Linked DNA regions of Homo sapiens: region 1 is linked to region 2. Evidence: read pairs that join two places in POLR2A ChIA-PET (ENCODE). Cell type or tissue: OCI-LY7. All regions are shown on one strand. Each heading gives the region's core, and the rest is flanking DNA. Links, peaks and the distances in the headings are about the cores only. Region 1 has its middle 27 kb from the start of HNF1A-AS1. Region 2 overlaps SPPL3 (signal peptide peptidase like 3).

The links. ChIA-PET counts read pairs that join two places held together with the same protein. Peaks named below come from ENCODE experiments on the same cell type or tissue, not always from the same donor. Only the 100,000 strongest peaks of a DNase experiment are listed, where the experiment ranks them.
Region 1: POLR2A ChIA-PET joins it to region 2 with 7 read pairs; 3 of 35 experiments call an interaction of 5 or more read pairs at or near these places.

Annotation. Positions count from the first base shown.
Region 1 is chr12:120,939,523-120,951,007 of GRCh38, forward strand. No RefSeq gene overlaps it. Among named protein-coding and RNA genes, the nearest start is that of HNF1A-AS1, 27 kb to the right of the region's middle. In OCI-LY7, for the core only: CTCF peaks have their summits at 5,217 (motif pointing right) and 5,423; a DNase peak (open chromatin) is centred at 5,199.
Region 2 is chr12:120,751,838-120,762,676 of GRCh38, forward strand. SPPL3 (signal peptide peptidase like 3) reads right to left here. Exons shown (of 11, transcript NM_139015.5): 11 at 10,673-10,839. Among named protein-coding and RNA genes, the nearest start is that of ACADS, 31 kb to the left of the region's middle. In OCI-LY7, for the core only: a CTCF peak has its summit at 8,646; DNase peaks (open chromatin) are centred at 8,214, 8,664 and 8,904; H3K4me3 peaks cover 346 bases; H3K27ac peaks cover 729 bases.

The DNA.
Region 1 (11,485 bases), core at 2,593-7,592, 180 kb after region 2:
GCTATGATCATGCCACTGCACTCCAGCCTGGGCAACAGAGTGAGATTCTGTCTCTTAAAAAAAGAAAAAAAGAAAAAAAAAAAAGACCCTCTGGTCAGCTGGGCTTGCTTCCCCAGCAGACTTCTTCCTTCCTTGATTTCATAGACCCACATGCAGCCAGCAGCTCTGGGTCCACTTCCCCATTGTCCTACAGCTGAGGCCAGAGACGTCAAAGAAACCTCAAGGCACCTCCCAGTCATCAGCCAACCGCTTGGGAACCAGCATAGGGCAATAGAAAGGACGTGGGATTTATTTGCTATATGTATTTCTGAAGCCTAAGAAAAAAAATGTGCAAGCACTTTGACCCAGAGATTCCATTGCTAAGAATTTATCCCAAAGAAACAATGAAGGATTATGCATAAATCTTTAGCTACAAGGATATTCATGGAATGATTGCTTATGACAGTGGGGAAAAAAACAGAAACAACCTGCAGGAATAGGAAACTGACTAAATGAATTAGGCTGCATTCACGTGAAACACTGTACATATTCCTTATGCAGCTTATGGTATTTTTTTTAAGAGATAGGGTTTCGGTATGTTTCCCAGGCTGGAGTGCAGTTGCTATTCACAGGTGCGATCATAGCATCCTACAACTTTGAACTCTTAGGCTTGAGCAATCTTCCTGCCTCAGCCTCCTGAGTAGCTGGGACTATAAGTGCATGCCACTGTGCCAGCTTCCTTTTTTTCTTTTTCTTTTTCTTTTCTCTTCTTTTTTTTTTCTTTGGGACAGAGTCTTGCTCTGTCACCCAGGCTGGAGTGCAGTGGTGCAATCTTGGCTCATTGCAAGCTTTGCCTCCCGGGGTTCACACCATTTTCCTGCCTCAGCCTCCCGAGTAGCTGGGACTACAGGCGCCCGACACCACGCCCGGCTAATTTATTTGTATTTTTAGTAGAGACGGGGTTTCACTGTGTTAGCCAGGATGGTCTTGATCTCCTGACCTCGGGATCCACCCGCCTCGGCCTCCCAAAGTGCTGGGATTACAGGCGTGAGCCACCGCGCCCGGCCACTGTGCCAGCTTCTTATGCAGTTTTTAAAAAGTTGTTTAGTCCTGGCTTACACAGTGAAACCCCGTCTCTACTAAAAATACAAAAAATTAGCCGGGCATGGTGGCGGGCGCCTGTAGTCCCAGCTGCTAGGGAGGCTGAGGCAGGAGAATGGCGTGAACCCAGGAGGCGGAGCTTGCAGTGAGCCGAGATCGTGCCACTTCACTCCAGCCTGGGCGACAGAGCAAGACTCCGTCTCAAAAAAAAAAAAAAAAAAAAAAAGTTGTTTAGGCCAGGCACGGTGGCTCTAGTGGAGTAGATGACATCTCTTACTAAAAATGCAAAAATTACCCAGGCGTGGTGCTCTGTGCCTGTGGTCCCAGCTACTTGAGAGGCTGAGGCATGAGTATCACTGGAACCCAGGAGGGGGAGGTTGTAGTGAGGGGAGATTGCGTCACTGCACTCCAGCCTGGGCAACAGAGTGAGACTGTCTCAAAAAAAAAAAAGTTGTTTAAAGAAAGAAAAGGGCAAATGAGGCCAGATGTGATGGCCCATGCCTGTAATCCTAGCACTTTGGGAGACCAAGGCGGGAGGATGGCTTCTAGTCCAGGAGTTCAAGGTTACAATGAGATATGGTTGCACCACTGCATTTCAGGCCGGGGGACAGAGTAAGACCCCATCTCTTTTGTTTTGTTTTTTTGAGATGGAGTCTTGCTCTGTCGCCCAGGCTGGAGTGCAGTGGTGTGATCACTGCAACCTCTGCCTTCCGGGTTCAAGCGATTTTCCTGCCTCAGCTTCCCAAGTAGCTGGAGGGATGATCCACCATGCTCAGCTAATTTTTGTATTTTTAGTAGAGAAGGAGTTTTGCCATATTGGCCAGGGTGGTCTCAAACTCCTGACCTCAAGTGGTCCATCCCCTTTGGCCTCCCAAAGTGCTGGGATTACATGCCCGGCCGAGACCTCATCTCTTAAAAACAAAAACAAAAACAGAAAAAGAACCAATGAAAGGGATATCTAGTGTCAGACAGAGCTTGGTTCAAATCCCTGTTGTACTACTTATGAGTAGTGTGAGCTCCATCTACTGAGCCTCTGTTTTCCCGTTCTGTGAAATGGGTCTATCAAATACCATGTATTTATCAGGATTGGCTCACTACTGTAACAATGACAAATATCTCGCTGGCTGAACACAATGAAGGTTTATTTCCCTACCCCACAGAGTCTGATGCAGATGTTCCCAGGAAGGTAGAAGTCCTGGGCAGTCTTCTTCCAGCTGGTGGACTCTGGGCAGATGTTCCCGGGAAGGTAGAAGTCCTGGGCAGTCTTCTTCCAGTGGACGCTGGGATTGGGTTCCTTTGCATAATAAGGCTCCACCATCTTAAACTCTTTTGCCCTCATCCTTATGGACAGGAGACAGACAGAGCATGAAAGATCAGACTGGATGTTTTATGACCAGCCCTGGTGGGCGGGTACATCCCTTCTGCCCACTGACAGTGCAAAGTACATGTCCCTTTCTAGCTGCAAGGGGGCTAGGAACTGTAACCCAGTCAGTGCTCAGAAAGAGGAAATAGGTTTGGTGAGCCCTTTTTTTTTGTCTCATGGGGCTCCTCCTCCTCCTCCTCCTCCTCCTCCGAATGAATGAATGAATGAATGAATGAATGAATGAATGAAATAATTTAAACACAGTGGCACAGGGCAAGTGCTTAAATGTGTCAGGCATCTTTTCCTCCCTCCCTTCCCTTTATGGTTGATTCTAGATAGGACCACCTTGACTCTTCAAAAATTGATGCCCTCCTGAAGTTTTCTGTATGTTGAATCAAGATGTTTATGTGAGCTGGGCATTGTAGATGGGCTGGGCTTGGTGTCTCATACCTGTAATCCCAGCACATTGGGAGGCTGAGGTAGGAGGATTGCTTGAGGCCAGGAGTTCAAAGACCAGCCCAAACAGCATAGCAATACGTCATCTCTTAAATTAAAAAAAAGATGTTTATGCTGGTGGGGAAAGAGGGTGAGGTACACTAGAGGGCAAGGTGTCCATTTAAAGGAGGCCTGGAGAAGAGACCACCCATTCCACCATTCCACCCTCACCCTACCTCTCTTAGGCCATAGATGTTGCCAAAGGAATACCTGAGGCTGGGAAATTATAGTGAAACTCCGTCTCAGAAAAAAAAATATTAGCCAGGTGTGGTGGTGCGCGTCTGTAGTCCCGTGGGAGGCCCAGATGGGAGAATCACCTGAACCCAGGAGGTAGAGGTTGCAGTGAGCCAAGATTGCGCCACTGCACTCCAACCCGGGTGACAGAGTGAGATTCTGTCTCAAAAAGAAGGAAAGAAAAGAAAAGAAAGAAGAAAGAGGGCCAGGCAGGGTGGCTCACACCTGTAAACCCAGCACTTTGGGAAGCTGAAGTGGACGGATCACTTGAGGTCAGGAGTTTGAGATCAGCCTGGCCAACACGGTGAAACCCTGTCTCTACTCAAAATACAAAATTAGCTGGGCGTGGTGGTGAGCACCTGTAATACCAGCTACTCGGGAGGCTGAGGCAGGAGAATCACTTGAACCCTGGAGGCAGAAGTTGCAGTGAGCAGAGATCGTGCCATTGCACTGCAGCCTGGGGGACAAGAGCGAGATTTTTGTCTCAAAAAAAATAAAAAATAAAAAAAAAAGAAAGAAAGAAAAGAAAAGAAAAGAGAGGTAGAAGAGGTCACGTGAGCACACAGTAAGAAGGTAGCTGTCTACAAGCCAGAGAAGAGGCCTCAGAATAAAATCTACCTTGCCAACACCTTGATCTTGGACTTCCCAGCCTCCAGAACTATAAGAAATAAATTTCTTAGCCAGGCACAGTGGCTCATGTCTGTAATCCCAGCACTTTGGGAGGCTGAGGTGGGCAAATCGTTTGAGGTCACGAGTTCAAGATGAGCCTGGCCAACATGGTGAAACCCCGTCTCTACCAAAAATACAAAAAAAATTAGCCAGTCATAGTGGCACACACCTGTAATCCCAGCTACTTGGGAGACTGAGGCAGGAGAATTGCTTGAACCTCAGAGGTGGAGGTTGCTGTGAGCCCAGATCGCATCATTGCACTCCAGCCTGAGTGACAGAGCAAGACTCCGTCTCAAAAAGAAAAAAAAAAAAGGAAGAAATTTCTCAATCTACAGTACTTTGCTGTGGCTGACCAAGCAGATAAGACATAACAGAACCCACCTTAAATTATTGCTTTTTTTGACATATCTTTGACAGATATTTGAATATCTAGAAAGCACTTGAAGCTGTGTCTGGCATGGAGTTAGTCCTACTCACTGTTTTTTTGTTTTGTTTTGTTTGTTTGTTTTTTGAGATGGAGTCTTGCTCTGTTGCCCAAGCTGGAGTGCAGTGGTGCCATCTCAGCTCACCGCAACCTCCACCTTTTGAGTTCAAGGGATTCTCCCACCTCAGCCTCCCAAGTAGCTGGGATTACAGGTGTGCGCCACAATGCCTGGCTAATTTTTGTATTTTTAGTAGCGACAAGGTTTCACCATGTTGGCCAGGCTGGTCTCAAACTCCTGGCCTCAAGTGATCTTCCTGCCTCGGCCTCCCAAAGTGCTGGGATTACAGACATGAGCCATCGCGCCCAGCCCCCACTCACTGTTAAGATTGTCACACACCAGCTATATGTATTTATGGAATGAATAAACAAATCTATTTTGCAAAATAAGTTCTTAAATAGTGGATCTCTTAAAGTGGATTTACCTGTATTATTATCTCAGAATTCTTGGACACAGATGAACTTCTTCTTCTTCTTTTTTTTTTTTTTTTTTTTTTTGAGACAGAGTCTTACTGTTATCACCCAGGCTGGAGTGCAGTGGCGTGATCTCAGCTCACTGCCACCTCCGCCTCCCAGGTTCAAGTGATTCTCCTGCCTCAGCCTCCCAAGTAGCTGGGATTACAGGAGCACACCACCATGACCAGCTAATTTTTGTATTTTTAGTAGAAACAGGGTTTCACCATGTTGGCCAGATTGGTCTTGAACTCCTGACCTCAGGTGCTCCACCCACCTTGGCCTCCCAAAGTGTTGGGATTACAGGCATGAGCCACTGTGCCCGGCCAGATGAACTTCTTAAGAAGAGAACTTATAAAAAACAAAAATATCAACTTGAAATGGGCAGGTGGGTAGAAGTATGTATCTCCAACCCTTAGAGTTCCGAGAGCATCCACCAGGGGGCCGTGCGCCTTCTCCTTCTTCCAAAACTTCACTGACCCCTGGAAGCAGTCATTTCAGAAAGGAAGAGAAAGTTGGGTTTTTCCATGGGTTTACCCCATGGAAATAAACAAAGCCAATACAATCTCGGTGTGGCTGGGTGGGGAAAAAAAACAAAACAAAACTCAGGCCAGGGTAAGAAGAAGTAAGTCTGGGTCTTTGTTTCATTGGCCCTGGGGAGGAGCCTAGGTGATATCTCTGAGCCTCGGTTTTCTCATCTGGAAAAATGGAAATAATCCTATCTAGTGCACAGAGTTCTTGGGAGCACCAAATAAAAGCATTTTCTTTTTTTTTCTTTTTCTTTCTTTCTTTTTTTTTTTTTTTTGAGACGGAGTCCCACTCTGTCGCCCAGGCTGGAATGCAGTGATGCAATCTAGGGTCACTGCAAACTCCGCCTCCCAGGTTCAAGTGACTCTCCTGCCTCAGCCACCCGAGTAGCTGGGATTACAGGTGCCCACCACTATGCCCAGCTAATTTTTTTAATTTTTTTTTTTTGAGACGGAGTCTCACTCTGTTGCCCAGGCTGGAGGCAATGGTGTGATCTTGGCTCACCGAAACCTCCGCCTCCTGGGTTCAAGCAATTCTCCTGCCTCAGCCTCCCAAGTAGCTGGGATTACAGGCATGCACCACCACGCCCAACTAATTTGGTATTTTTAGTAGAGACAGGATTTCTCCATGTTGATCAGGCTGGTCTCGAACTCCTGACCTCAGGTGATCCAACCGCCTCGGCCTCCCAAAGTGCTGGGATTACAGGCATGAGCCACTGCGCCCCGCCAATAAAAGCATTTTCTAAAAGATCAGCTGTTGCTATCTGATATAGTTTGGCTGTGTCCCCACCCAGATCTCATCTTGAATTGTAGTTCCCATAATTCCCATGTGTTGTGGGAGGGACCTGGTGGGAGGTAATTGAATCATGAGGGCGGTTTCCCCCATACTGCTCTCAGGGCAGTGAATAAACCTCACAAGATCTGATGGTTTTATAAGGGGTTTCCCTTTTCACTTGGCTCTCATTCTCTCTTGCCTGCTGCCATGTAAGACGTGCTTTTTGCTTTCTGCCATGATTGTGAGGCCTCCCCAGCCGCGTGGAACTGTGAGTCCACCCTTTTTCTTTCTAAATTACCCAGTCTCCAGTATGTCTTTATCAGCATTGTGAAAATGAACTAATACACTATCACATCACTAAGTTACATGGACCCATTTTACATGGAGTATCTAGTTATAGGGAGAGTGAAGGTCCCTCAAGACCACACCCCAGGACTTGCCCAATTCAGGCCACCAATGTCTGTTGTTTAGCACTCAGCAATTAAATGCACTTAGATTGGACATAAATTCTTTTTGCCATAGTCTCTGCCATTACATGTTGTATACGCTTGTCTTGCTTTGCTTCACCTGCTTGGACCCTAAAGGGTTCTGAGTTTGCAACTTCTGGTCTAAATAGAGAGTTTTCCTCTGTGTCAGTCAGATGATATCTGGAGCGCTGCTATTTATTGAGGCAGGCACCAAGCTCTATGCGTAATATATGTAAGCCAAATATAACTAAGGCTTCTCATTGCCTCGTCTCTGCATGGTGACTTATTTGGCAGAAAAATATAATTGGAAGTAATTAAAATCTTTTCTCAGTCTCAAAAAAATGCCAGAGTGAGTATATTTTTAAAAAAGAGTGTTTTGGAGGTATAGTTGATATACAATAAACTGTACACATTTAAAGCACGCAATTTTATGAATTCTGATATAAGCCTACACCTGTGAAACCATCACCATGATCAAAATAATTGGCCAGGCATGGTGGCTCATGCCTGTAATCCCAGCACTTTGGGAGGCCGAGGCGGGCAGATCACGAGGTCAGGAGATCGAGGCCATCCTGGCTAACATGGTGAAACCCCGTCTCTACTAAAAATACAAAAATTAGGCGGGTGTGGTGGTGCACGCCTGTAATCCCAGCTACTCAAGATATTGAGGCAGGAGAATCGCTTGAGCCTGGGAGGTGGATGTTGCAGTGAGCTGAGATCATGCCACTGCACTCCAGCCTGGGGAACAGAGCAAGACTCTGTCTCAAAAAAAAAAAAAGGGGGGGGGGGGAAGAAGAACAAAATAATTAATATCGTTACAACTCCTAGAAGTTTCCTCATGTCCTTTTTTGTTTTTGAGACAGAGTCTCATTCTGTCACCCAGGCTGGAGTGCAATGGCACTATCTCTGCTCACTGCAACCTCCGCCTCCCAGGTTGAAGTGATTCTCCTGCCTCAGCCTCTCGAGTAGCTGGGATTACAGGCACATGCCACCATGCCTGGCTAATTTTTGTATTTTTGGTAGAGACGGGGTTTCACCATGTTGGCCAGGCTGGTCTCGAACTCCCGACCTCAAGTGATTTGCCCACCTTGGCCTCCCAAAGTGCTCGGATTACAGGCGTGAGCTGGCCCTCCTCATGTGTTTTTGTGATCGCCTGGCCCGGACAGCCTCCATCACTCCTCTCAGCCCCAAATTGCTCACTCAACGGCCGAGTCCTAGAGGGAACATGTGGCTGCCCTAGCCTGGATTATGTGCCCACCATTTGATTGCAGCTGGAGCAGAGACGGGGAGAACTGGACGTTTGTACATCTGTGTAGGGGGCAGGTGTGTCACCCACTCTCCTGTGACTGCTCACAAAGGAGGGTAGGTCTCCATAGGGAATGAAGTGCTGCTGACCACTGAATATCCCAAGCCCACAAATGCTCACTGCAGCTGCTACTATTTAAATCCAGGAGAGGGCTAGTCGCGGTGGCTCACGCCTCTAATCCCAGCACTTTGGGAGGCCGAGGTGGGTGGATCATGAGGTCAAAAGATTGAGACCATCCTGGCCAACATGGTGAAACCCTGTCTCCACTAAAAATACAAACAATTAGCCGGGCGTGGTGGTGGGCGCCTGTAGTCCCAGCTACTCGAGAGGCTGAGGCAGGAAAATGGCGTGAACCCGGGAAGTGGAGGTTGCAGTGAGCTGAGATTGTACCACTGCACTCCAGCCTGGTGACAGAACGAGACTCCATCTAAAAAAAAAAAAAATTCCAGGAGAGAAAGCGCATGCTTCTTGATAAGACCAGGGCAGAGTTGCGTGGCCTATTCTACCCTCCCTTGCTTCCCAAGTAATCACTAACCTCCCCTCCTCTCCCCTCCCCTTTTCTGTGCTTTGCTCTGTCACCCAGGCTGGAGTGCAGTGGTGTGATCTTGGCTCACTGCAACCTCCGCCTCCTGGGTTCAATAAATTCTTGGCTGGGCGTGGTGGCTCACACCTGTAATCCCAGCACTTTGGGAGGCCGAGGCGGGCGGATCACGAGATCAGGAGTTCAAGACCAGCCTGGCCAATATGGTGAAACCCTGTTTCTACTAAAAATACAAAAAATTAGCCACGCTTGGTGGTGCACACCTGTAGTCCCAGCTACTCGGGGGGCTAAGGCAGGAGAATCGCTTGAACCCGGGAGGTGGAGGTTGCAGTGAGCCGAGATAGTCCCACTGCACTCCAGCCTGGGCGACAGAGTGTGACTCCGTCTCACAAAAAAAAAAAAAAAGAAAGAAATTCTCATGCCTCAGCCTCCCGAGTAGCTGGGACTACACACCACCATGCCCAGCTAATTTTTGTGTTTTTGGTGGAGACGGGGTTTCACCATTTTTGCTGGGCTCGTCTCAAATTCCTGGCCTCAAGTGATCTGCCCGCCTCAGCCTCCCATAGTGCTAGGATTACAGGCGTGAGCCACTGTGCCCAGACTAATCTGCTTTCTTTCATGCAGATAAGTTTGCATTTTCTAGAATTTTATGTATATAAAATTGTATAGTATATACTCATTTTTGTCTGGCTTCTTTCACCCAGCGTATTATTCTGAGATTTGTCCATGTTGTGTGTATCAGTAGTTCATTCTTTTTTGTTGCTGAGTAGCATTCAGTTATATGGACAGACCATATTCTATTTGTCCATTCACTGATTGATGGTCATTTGGGTTGTTTCCAGTCTTTGGCTGTGACAAATAAAGCTACTATGAACATGTGTGTACAAGTCTTTGTGTAGACGTACACTTTCATTTCTCTCAGATAAGGAACCAAATGGCTGGATCTATGATAGTTGCATATTTATTTTTATTTTTATTTTATTTATTTATTTTTTTTTTGAGATGGAGTACCACTTGCTCTGTCGCCCAGGCTGGAGTGCAATGGTGCAATCTCAGCTCACTGCAACCTCCGCCACCTGCCTCAGCCTCCTGAGTACCTGGGATTATAGGAGCGCACCACCATGCCCAGCTAATTTTTGTATTTTTAGTGGAGATGGGGTTTCACCATGTTGCCCAGGCTGGTCTCGAACTCAGCTCAAGCAATTGCCTGCCTTGGCTTCCCAAAGCGCTGGGATTACAGGCATAAGCCACCACGCCCAGCAATTGATCTCTCTTTTTTTTTTTTCCTTGAGACAGGGTATCACTTTATCGTCCAGGCTGGTGTGCAGTGGCAAGATCACAGCAGCACCTCCAGGACTTAAGTGATCCTCGAACCTCAGCCTCTTGAGTAGCTGGAACTACAGGCAGGCCCCACCACGCCCAGCTGATTTTTGTATTTTTTTTGTAGAGACGGGGTTTTGCCATGTTGCCCGAGCTGGTCTTGAACTTGGCTCAAGTGAACACCCGCCTCAGCCTCTCAAAGTATTGGTGTGTCCGGAATTGGTGGGTTCTTGGTCTCACTGACTTCAAGAATGAAGCCATGGACCCTCCCAGTGAGTGTTACAGTTCTTAAAGGTGGCGTATCTGGAGTTTGTTCCTTCTGATGTTTGGATGTGTTCGGAGTTTCTTCCTTCTGGTGGGTTCGTGGTCTCACTGGCTCAAGAGTGAAGCTGCGGACCTTTGGGGTGACTGTTACAGCTCTTAAGGCGGCGTGTCTGGAGTTGTTTGTTCCTCCTGGTGGGTTTATGGTCTCGCTGGCTTCAGGAGTGAAGCTGCAGACCTTCGCAGTGAGTGTTATACCTCATAAAGGCAGTGTGGACCCAAAGAGTGAGCAGTAGCAAGATTTATTGCAAAGGGCGAAAGAACAAAAGAACAAGCCTTCCACAGTGTGGAAGGGGACCCGAGCGGGCTGCCACTGCTGGCTTGGTCAGCCTGCTTTTATTCTCTTATCTGGCCCCACCCACATCCTGCTGATTGGTCCATTTTACAGAGAACCGAGTGGTCTGTTTTGACAGGGTGCTGATTGGTGCGTTTACAATCCCTGAGCTAGACACAAAGGTTCTCCACTTCCCCACTAGATTAGCTAGATACAGAGTGTGGACACAAAGGTTCTCCAAGTCCCCACCAGAGTAGCTAGATACAGAGTGCCGATTGGTGTATTTACAAACCCTGAGCTAGACACAGGGTGCTGATTGGTGTGTTTACAAACCTTGAGCTAGATACAGAGTGCCTATTGGTGTATTTACAATCCCTTAGCTAGACATAAAGGTTCTCCAAGTCCCCACCAGAGTCAGGAGCCCAGGTGGCTTCACCCAGTGGATCTCCCACTGGGGCTGCAGGTGGAGCCACCTGCCAGTCCCCCGCCGTGCGCCCACACTCCTCAGCCCTTGGGTGGTCGATGGGACTGGGCGCCGTGGAGCAGGGGGCGGTGGTCATCGGGGAGGCTCCGACTGCACAGGAGCCCACGGAGGCGGTGGAGGGGGGTGCGGGTGGGGGCTCAGGCATGGCGGGCTGCAGGTCCCAAGCTCTACCCCGCAGGAAGGCAGCTAAGGCCCGGCGAGAAATAGAGCACAGCGCCCGTGGCCCGGCACTGCTGGGGGACCCAGTACACCCTCCGCAGCTGCTGGCCCGGGTGCTAAGCCCCTCATTGCCCGGGGTGGCAGGGCCGGCCGGCTGCTCCGAGTGTGGGGCCCGCCAAGCCCACGCCCACCCGGAACTCCAGCTGGCCCACAAGTGCCAACCCGCACAGCCCCAGTTGCCGCTCCCGCCTCTCCCTCCACACCTCCCTGCAAGCTGAGGGAGCTGGCTCCAGCCTTGGCCAGCCCAGAAAGGGGCTCCCACAGTGCAGCGGCGGGCTGAAGGGCTCCTCAAGTGTGGCCAAAGTGGGAGCCCAGGCAGAGGAGGCGCCGAGAGCGAGGGAGGGCTGTGAGGGCTGCCAGCACGCTGTCACCTCTCATTGGGATTACAGGCTTGAGCCACCGTGCCTGGCCCTCCACTTTATACTTCAAACAGCAATGTATAGGTGTTCCAGCTGCCACACATCCTTGTCAGCACT
Region 2 (10,839 bases), core at 5,840-10,839:
TGGAAGTGACAAGGAAGCCTTTGGCGCATTTGACTCAGAGAGATGGTGTACAAATGTTTTTGTTTGTTTGTTTTTACAGAGTCTTTCTCTGTCACCCAAGCTAGAATGCAGTGGCACAATCATAGCTCTCTGCAACCTCAAACTTCTGGCCTCCAGTGATCCTCCCATCTCAGCCTCCCAAAGCACTGGGATTACAGGCATGAGCCACCACACCTGGTCTGAAAATATTTGTTTTGAGGCCAGGTGCGGTGGCTCATGCCTGTAATCCCAGCACTTTTGGGAGGCCAAGGCCGGTGGGTCATCTGAGGTCAGGAGTTTGAGACCAGCCTGGCCAACGTGGTGAAACCCGGCCTCTACTAAAATACAAAAAATTAGCCAGGTGTGGTGGCGCATGCCTGTAGTCCCAGCTACTTGGGAGGTTGAGGCAGGAGAATCGCTTGAACCCGGAGGCGGAGGTTGCGGTGAGCCGAGATTGCACCACGGTGCTCCAGCCTGGGCGACAAGAGTGAAACTCTGTCTCAAAAAAAAAAAAAATTGTTTTGAAAAGATCCCCTCTGGCTGTGGTGTGCAGCGCAGTGAGGAGGTGTGGAAAGAGGAGGTTGGTCAGAGTGGAGAGTTAGGAGGCTCCTGTAATGATCCAAGAGGGAGATGATGGTATCTTGGATCTGGGTGGAGACAGGAGATGGAAAGAAATGGATGGATCCCTGGAATGGCAGGCAGGTTAAACAAACAAGAGTCAGTGATGCATTTCCTGGTCATGGGGATGGAGGGAGAAGGGCTCTGTCCTGTCCAGCTGGATGAATGGTGGTATCACTCCGGAAGAAAAGGGAGAACTTCATTAGTGGTGCTGGGGAGAACAGATGATCGATCTGTCTTAGGCACTATGAGCTTTTTCTCTCTATACACATTCTTTTTCTACTTGCATTGTCAGAGACTGAAAGAAATTGTGTTATTCTTCAATTACATTTTTATTTCTATCGATTTCTCGTGTTGCAGTTTTGCTTATGTAGTTTGATGGTAAGAGTTTACAGCAGTGTTACATTTTGAAGATTTTAATTTTTAATTTTTGAATAAAAATATTGGTATGTGTTCAAAATTGTAGGCAGCCTCTATGACTCCCAATTCCCTCTCCAAAGGTAACCCTGGTTTCTAGCTTAGGATGCATAAGAAAATATACAGTATAGGTTATGGTCCTCATCTTTATTCATTTCATTCCTGAATAATAATCTGTACACATACACATTTTGTTCAGTTAATGACAATTTTGGTTGTTTCTTCTTTTTGGTTATTAATACTGCTATGCACATGTATGTATAAGTTTTTGGTAGATACAGATTTTTAATTCTTGTAAACTGTAACTATGAATGAAACTGCTAGATCATATGGTAACTATGGTACCTTTGGTGGAACTGTGAAGCCATTTTCCAAAGCAGCTGCACCATTTTATAATCCCACCAGCAATGGTGGTTTTTTTTTTAATTTTTTTTTAAATTTCTATTTATTTTTTGAGATGAAGTCTCATTCTGTCACCCTGGAGTGTGGTGGCGCGATCTTGGCTCACTGCAACTTCCACCTCCCGGGTTCAAGTGAGTCTCGTGCCTCAGCCTCCCTAGTAGCTGGGATTACAGGTGCCCACCACCACTCCTGGCTAATGTTTGTATTTTTTAGTAGAGACGGGCTTTCGCTGTGTTGGCCAGGCTGCTCTCGAACCCCTGGCCTCAAGTGATCTGCCCACCTGGCCTCCCAAAGTGCTGGGATTACAGGTGTGAGCCACCCTGCCCGACCCCAACAATGTTATGAGGGCTCCATTTTCTGTACATCTTTGCTAACTCTTGTTATTGTCTTTAAAAAGTTATTGTCATCCTAGTGGGTGTGAAGTGATGTCTCACTGTGGTTTTGATTTGCATTTCTCTAATGGTGCTGAACATCCCTTTCATGTGCTTATTGGTCATTTGTGTGTGTGTGTGTGTGTGTGTGTGTGTGTGTGTGTGTGTGTGTGTGTATATTTTTTTTTTTTTTGAGATGGAATCTGGCTCTGTTGCCAGGCTGGAGTGCAGTGGCACGATCTTGGCTCACTGCAACCTCTGCCTCCCTGGTTCAAGTGATTCTCCTGCCTCAGCCTCCCGAGTAGCTGGGATTACAGGCACGCACCACCACGCCTAGCTAATTTTTGTATTTTCAGTGGAGACGGGGTTTCACCAGGTTGGCCAGGATGGTCTCGATCTCCTGACCTCGTGATCTGCCCACCTCAGCTTCCCAAAGTGCTGGGATTACAGATGTGAGCCACCGCGCCCAGCCCATTTGTATATATTTTTTGGAGAAATTTCTATTTGTATCTTTTGCCCATTTAAATAACTGGATTGTCTTTTTTATTGTTGAGTTGTAAGAATTCTTTTTTTTTTTTTTTTGGGACGGAGTCTCGCTCTATCGCCCAGGCTGGAGTGCAGTGGCACGATCTTAGCTCACTGCAAGCTCCGCCTCCCGGGTTCACGCCATTCTCCTGCCTCAGCCTCCCGAGTAGCTGGGACTACAGGCGCCCGCCACCGCTCCCGGCTAATTTTTTGTATTTTTAGTAGAGACGGGGTTTCACGTGTTAGCCAGGATGGTCTCGATCTCCTGACCTTGTGATCCGCCCGTCTCGGCCTCCCAAAGTGCTGGGATTACAGGCGTAAGCCACTGCGCCCGGCCCAAGAATTCTTTATATATTTGGAATACTAAATCCTTATCAGATATATGATTTACAAATACTTCCTCCCAATTTTTGAGTTGTCCTTTTTTTTTTTTTCTTTTTTTTTTGAGACAGTCTTGCTCTGTCACCTAGCCTGGACTGCAGTGGTGCCTATAGTTAGTTCACTGCACTCTCAAACCCCTGGGCTCAAGCCATCCTCCCACCTCAGCCTCTCAAGTAGCTAGGACTACAGGTGCATGCCACCATACTTGGCTAATTTTTTTTTGTAGTTTTTGTAGAGATTGGTTCTATGTTGCCCAGGCTGGTCTTAAACTCCTGAGCTCAAGCAGTCCTCCTGCCTTGGCCTCCCAAAGTGTTGGGATTACAGCCATGAGCCACTGCACCTGGCCCTCACTTTCATTCTTGAAAGATATTGTCACTGGATATAGAATTCTGGGTTGACACATTTTACTTTTTCTAAAGGTGTCATTCCATTGTCCTCTAGTCTTCACTATTTCTGATGAGAATTTTGCTGAAATTCATGTAAATCTATTGTTGTTCCCCTATGCAGTGTGTCATTTTTTTTCTTGTTGCTTTCAAGACTTTCTATGTTTAGTTTTCAGACTATGAAGTCCCTGGGTGTGATGTTCCTTTATTTATTTTGCTTGAGATTTGCCATGTTTCTTGACTCTTTCCCCATATTTGGCCATTTTTTTTTTTAAACCTTTCTGCCTCATTCTCTCTTCCCTCATTCTGTGACTCCAACTATATATATGTTAAGACTGCTTGACACTGTTCACAGATAACTGAGGCTCTGATCATTTTTTCTGTATCTTTTCTGTTTTTTAGATTGGATATTTCAGGGTTTGGGAAACTGGCCACAGGTGGAATGTTTATTCTCATTTACAGTGGCTGCTTGCTTCCACACTATGATGGCAGAAATGAGTAGTTATAAAGGGGATTTTTGACCCACAAAGCTAAAAATATTACCTGACCCCTCACAGGTTTACTAATCCCAGCTCTATTGCCAGTTTAATGATTCTTTAATCTGCCAATGTGCTGTTAATCCTATCTAGTGAATTGACTTCATGTGTTGTATTTTTAAGTTCTAGAATTTTTATTTGGTTCTTTTTGTCATGATTTATCTGCTGACAATTCCTATTTGCTCATTATGAGCATATTTTCCTTTACATCCTGGAGCATGGTTATAATTACTTTAAACATCTTGAATGTTAATTCCAACATGTCAGTCATATCAGAGTCAGTTTCTGTCAATTGCTTCTTGAGCATAGATCACATTTTCTTGTTCATATGTATAGCAGTTTTGAATTATATAATTGCAGAAAATCTGGTGAAGTGTTTTTTTTTTTGTTTTGTTTTGTTTTTTTTACAGCAGGCATTTAACGGCTGAACTCAAGATTTAAAACTTTGATTCCAGCCAGGGACAGTGCCTCATGCCTGTAATCCTAGCATTTTGGGAGGCCAAGGCGAAAGGATGGCTTGAGGCCAGGAGTTTGAGACCAGTCTGGGCAACACAGCAAGACCCCATCTCTACAAATAAAAACCTCCCAAGTAGTTGGTGGTATGTGCCTGTAGTCCCAGCTATTAATACTTGGGAGGCTGAGCTGAGAGGATTGCTTGAGCTTAGGAGATCAAGGCTGCAGTGAGCTATGATTGTACCACTGCACTGCAGTGTGGGTGACAGACACAGACTTTGTCTCAAATTTAAGAAAAGGAAGGCGGCCGGGCTCAGTGGCTCACGCCTGTAATCCCAGCACTTTGGGAGGCCGAGGTGGGTGGATCACGAGGTCAGGAGATCGAGACCATCCTGTCTAACACGGTGAAACCCCGTCTCTACTAAAAAAAATACAAAAAATTAGCCGGGCATGGTGGTGGGCGCCTGTAGTCCCAGCTACTCTGGAGGCTGAGGCAGGAGAATGGCGTGAACCCGGGAGGCGGAGCTTGCAGTGAGCCGAGATTGCACCACTGCACTCCAGCCTGGGTGACAGAGCGAGACTCAGTCTCAAAAAAAAAAAAAAAAGAAAAGAAAAGAAAAGGCAAAACACAAGCAAAAAAAACCCTTTGATCCTCCTCTGGTGGGCAGCAGCTGAAATTTGTCTTTATTTCTTTTGGCCTTAGCTGGGCTGTTTAGAGTCTGCCCTCTGTGTATTTCAGAAATCAGATTTAGGCAGGGCTTATACATGGTATTTTCTGTATTTCATGTATATTTTAAAGTTGTTTTTAGCCAGAGGATTGATTTGAATAACAGCCCAGTATTACTGGGGATCAGAACAGCAGCTGACAGTTGTTTTTATGTTTTTATGGCTTGTTTTAATATCAGCAGTGGGTTGGGTGTGGTGGCTCATGCCTGTAATCCCAGCACTTTGGGAGGCAGGATTGCTTGAGCTCAAGAGTAGGAGGTTGCAGTAAGCTATGGCTGCACCAGTGCATTCCAGCCTAGGCAACACAGTAAGACCCTGTCTTAAAAAAAAAAAAATCAATCAGCAATAGGGTAGTCATAATTTTAACAATGAAATCCAGTTGCTTTGAATGCCTCAAAGATTCTAGTTTAAGCCTGGCTTGCTAGGAGGCATGCATCCTGGTCCCCTCCTCCTAGGAACTCCTAGTTTGTGTGAGGTGATACCCTCTCATGAGTAATGGTCAACACTGCTGCAGCATTATTGGAGAGGAAGGTGTCGGCATGCCCCTTCTGGACAGCAGCTGGGTCAGCCCAGGGCTTGGCAGCCAAAACCCCAGCTCTTTCCTGCCACCTACTAGGGTTGGTGGATCTCCATCTCCAATACGATGCTGTTTGCATGGTCCTTCCCTGTTTACAGAAACTCCCCACAGTTCTGTATGTATGCTAAACAAGTCGTGTCTACAAAACCTGGCTGTGATTATTTTCTCATAATCTGGGCAATGAGCTCAGTCTCTGGAAGCAGGAAGATCTGGGGCAAATTAGCTGCCCTTGAAACTTTGGGTACATAAAATGGATGATAAAATCTGCCGTTACATAATGAGACTGAAGATCTGAGATGACAGGCCACCATTCTGGCCCACAGCATGGAACACACTCTGCAGTTAGGGAGACCCAGGCAGACGCTGTTGCAAGAATCTTTATTTGCTACAGGCAGTGGATGGATTTAAATGTATTTGGAACTAAGAGTAGGATTTAAATGTATTTGGAACTAAGAGTAGGCCCTAGAGCCATCAGTGTTTATGCCTTACCTGTATTTTCTGGGGTGGAGATCATTTCTAATCCTGGGATGAGGATGGAATATAATGATTAGGGACAGTGTTTAGAGCTTATTCTGCCACTTAGCAATTTGTGATCTTGGGGTCTTGGCGAGTTCCTTTGTGACAATGGTGACAGTAATGGCACCTGCCTTTATTAAAGGGCTCTTGGGAGGCATGACTGACACCCGGTGTGTGGCCATCATTGGCTGGGGCTCTCTCCAGCAGATCTCCCCAGATCTGCTTTGACACCCCAGGCCTCTGAGCTTTCTTTAGGTCATGAGTATGTCCCTTCTCCTTGCTTCACGTTCTCCTCAAATGAAGCCTGGCAACTGTGTCCCTGGCCAAATGATCAAGAGGGATGTGGGACAGGACAGGGCTGAGGACGAAGCCCGGGCCCATCCCTTCAAGGTAGCATCAGCTCCTTCATCAGCGACTTTTGGGGAGGGTCATGGGTCATCCCACCAGTTATTGATCTGCTTCATCAGACGGTGCCTCAGCCCTGATTGCTTCACTGTGTCCTGGAGGACTGAGAATTTTCCAAATGCGTGGCTGGAATCTCCTCTTTCACTCTCTCTAGTCTGGCTACTGTCCCTCTCCTATTCAGTGGACTGACCTGAGCCAAGTGGCTTAGAATGACACTGTGTTTTATTTTAACACAGGATAGGAGTTTGGCCCATGAGTCTTTTTTTTTGAGAAGGAGTCTCGCTCTGTCACCCAGGCTGGAGTGCAGTGGTGCGATCTCGGCTCACTGCAACCTTCACCTCCCAGGTTCAAGCGATTCTCCTGCCTCAGCCTCCCGAGTAGCTGGGACTACAGCCATATGCCAGCACACCCGGCTAATTTTGTATTTTTAGTAGAGACGGGATTTCTCCATGTTGGTCAGGCTGGTCTCGAACTCCCGACCTCAGGTGATCCACCCACCTCGGCCTCCCAAAGTGTTGGGATTACAGGCGTGAGCCACCGAGCCCGGCCCTGGCCCATGAGTCTTTTGTTCCAAGGGTGTTCAAGAAAAACCTAGATGTATCAACTAATACAGGCCCACAAAAGACTGACAGAATGGGAGCTTCACAGTGTAGTAAACTTTTCCCTCAAAACAAGCAGTAAGACTTTAAAGTACACTGAAGTTAAAGAGGGCACATGCAGTGTTTATTATGGAAAAAAAAAGTACAGAAAAATAAAAACGTCAACACTGGTTTGTGTGCAGAATCTGGGTAGAGGTTGATCTTCTTGGCCTTAAGAAGCCAAAATGAGGAACTGCATGGGCAGGGTCACCCACCATCCCCCTCTGCATATGGAGCTTTGTGCTAAGGCTTTCAGTGTGTAGAAGAAAATTTCAAGACCCTGGATGGGGGAAATCACCCCTCAGCAGAGGGGAGAGAACCAGTATTCCTAATGATGAACCGGGAGCTGTGGTGGTTTGAATAATGACAGCGTACAGATCTAATGATTTTAACTGTATTCCAACTCTCTGAGCATTGTGTGTGAAATATATGAGAACACAGTAAACCAGAAGAGCGCCTCATATTTACTCAATACTTTCTATGAGGCACCTTCATCCCCATTTCAGATGAAGCAGCTCGGACTCAGGGGGCTCCATCCCTAACCAGAGCCCCATGGTGGCTGTGTGGGGGATGCGCATGACAAATGCCTTCACACTCAGAGCACCACAGAGCAGTCTTCCTCCTGCCTCTCACTGTCCAGGTCATCTCGCATACTCTGCAAGGCTTTACATCACTGAAGACTTTTTTTTTTTTTGGCTTTAGCTGCTCTATTGGCTAGAACAACTCTTCTTCCCCAATTTCTTCTGTTATCTATTTTGGCAATTCATTGTTCAGGTTAAGAAGTGTGGAGTCACTGTGGAGTCCCCAACCCTGCATCCAATCTGGTAGCAAGTTCTGTTCTTCGCATCACCCTAGTCCAGGCCATGGCCTCTCTCACAGCGACTGCCCCGGGCAGAACGCCTACACTCAACAGGGGAGGGCTGCGGGAAGTGCCAGGAGGCACAAGCGAAGGAGGAAAGGTGGGGCCGGGGCTCCTGGCCAGATGGTGGTCTTGGGGAGGGTGGCACTGCATTCTACCCGCCGTCAAGCCGGCAAGGCCACGACTCATCCGTGCGATGCTTCGTCATCTTAGTTCCTCCCTGCACTAGCAAGCGCTCAGCCTCTTTCTCTGAAATTGGTTTCCGCCTTCCCCAGGGAGCTGTCACAGGATATGTTACTATCTGCCTGGGGATAAAAACCCCATCAAGGCACGACAGCAACCGCAGGTGTGAGGAAATTCAATCTCTAATGGCAAAGGCTCAAACACAAAAGCTAGAAGCTCACGTGGTGGCTACACTCCAGCAGCTCCAGGTGGGCAGAGTGAAAGGTGGCAGTAGCAGGCTGACAGGTGGTCCGCCTGGAGAGAGGCTCTCTGGTGAGACAGAGCAACTGGTGTCGGGATCCCGGGGCTGGATCGCTTGTCTTCAGACATTTGGTTGAATGCAGTGACCATCGTGCTGTCCCCCTCCGTCTCTGTCCTGTGGACACCCACTTCCTGTCTCCCATTCCTCACAAGCGCAGGCCTGCTGCCCACTGCCTGGCGGCTTCCCCACTCCCAGTCTCTCAAGTCTTGCTTCCTCTGCCTAACTGGTTCCCATTCCTGTCATCTTTGGATCTGGTGAGAATCCCAGGACTCCATGGGGGCTGGAGACAGCTCGTGGGCTTAGCTATTTTGGAACCTTCAGAGCCTCTGTTCGCCTGCAGACAGGTGGCGTGTTTTACAGGTTCTACTCAACAGGAAGAAGATGTCTTGGAACTTAAGAGAAAAACTGGTTAGGCAGACTCCAAATGAAAGGAACCAGAAGCGAAGCGGAGTCTGCCGCATGAATTCTTAAGACCTCAGGTTATCTAGGAAATCTACCGCACGCTAAAGTGCTCCTCCGTAAGTGCTGCAGTTAGAATCTTCACAGCCTCCCTGCAGGATGTTTGTATCAAGCACCTGCTAACCACTGGCTCCGTGCGGTAAGACTTCTGAAACCTGTAGTGACGAAAGATCATTGCGCTTGGGGCTGTAGGCTTTCGCTTGTCTTCAGACATTTGGTTGAATGCAGGCCTGTGTCCACCAGGAGCACTGGGCTTCTCCTACACCAACTTGCTTCTCAGCCTTCTCTTCATTGGCACATCCCGTCCAGTGATACAGGATCCCCAGCCCAAGCCTCTGCTATTTACAGCAAGGCCCAGAGTTACGGAGAGAAGGCTGTGGATTCTACTCTTGAACGCACTGTGGCATCCCTGCGTGACCTTGTGTGGGAATGGCTGCCACACCCCCTCCCCACAAGCCAAGCATGCTAAAGCAAGCCCTGCACAGACCGCAGGAGTAGGGGGTCAGGATGTCTGGTTTTGTTCACTGGGGGGCCCAGTGCCTCAAGCTTCACTGAAACATGACTGATTGCCTCTAACGGACAGGAAAGGGCTCTGGATTTCAAGGGAAAGGCTGAGGAGGAAACAGATGATGGCTGGAGCGGGAAGAATTTTGTGATGGGAGAGTCTCTGCGCATGAGACAGTTGGAATCTGAACCTGCAGAAATTTGAGTTTAGAGTTTTGCAGATAGAAAGCACCCTATACATTGCAGGGAATAGGAATAATTTCTGGATTAAAAAGTCTTACCTGGTTTATCCCTTCCAATAAGAGGAAGAAGCTTGAGTTGGATGACTCGATCTGCAGTGCTTCAGCTGACACGTGTTAGCAGCCATTGTCCTAGAAATGATTTCACTGTTGGAAACTGCTGAAGAAATGTGATTCGGTGAAGTGGGGGAGGCTGTCCTGGCCACTGTGCACTGAAGACCAGAAAGAGACCGAGATGGCTTCCTTCTGAGCCTGTACCGCTGACATAGCTCTGTAGAGAAGGGGGTTGTATAAATGATGTCCCTAAGGCATGTACTCCCATGTATAGACACGAGTGCTGCATTCCCAGGCTCTGACGTAAACGCTAGGCTTTACAAAACAGAAACGTACACACAACATGGGATCTGGTGAGCAGTAACGTGAGAGCTGCTAAGCAGACACAGCAGGTTCTATTTTTAACACTTGATTGGCAAAATGGAACTCCCTTCCCCTCCACCCTCACAGAGAACGAGTACTTTTGTTTTTCTTGTGGGTGACCTAACTTACCTGTTTACCCAAGGCCTGTGAGCCTGCTACAAAAGTAATTCAGACAGTAGCTTAGTCCCAAGCCACCGAACCGTTCCTATGCGGGGAGCTGTCACTGTCACATTCAGAAAGCGTATGCACTGTAATAACAGCAATGGAACACACTAGGCTTTGGACAGACTTTACTGTCATATCTTCATTAGCTCAAACTAGAAAAAAGAGTTATTAAAAAGCGGGAGTTCTAGTAACACACAGTCTCTTTGTGAGGAAAAAGGACTTCAGATCAGTGAGGAAGGAATCTGCTGAAATTTCATGAGCATGCCATGCCTAATGCAGCAGACTTCCTAGAAAACCCCTAAACCATGGTATTTGAGAAAACAGAATAAGAGGCGGACCTAAGTGTATCAGGCAGCGGGGAGCAAACGAGCACTGGAAGGGAAGTCTAATGTGTGCTTTAACTGCAGCCACCCACTCAACCCTCCGAGACGAGTAGAGTATTTGCTGTTTCTCTGCCAAAGTTTTAAGGGAGTGTTTTAAGGGCTTTGAAGATTAGCAACTGGAATCCAGGGTGCATTCACAGCCCTGTGTGGGTATTTCCCCCCAAAACCTGCACAGAAGTGAGAATGACAAAATAACGACGTTCCTTCTGTCTGGAATTTAATTTTCTTATGAAAACAAAGACAGAAAAATTAAAATGACCCACTGCCAGGATAACATTTCCTTTTTTTTTTTTTTTTTGAGATGGAGTCTCACCCTGTCGCCCAGACTTGAGTGCAGTGGCGCAATCTCTGCTCACTGCAACC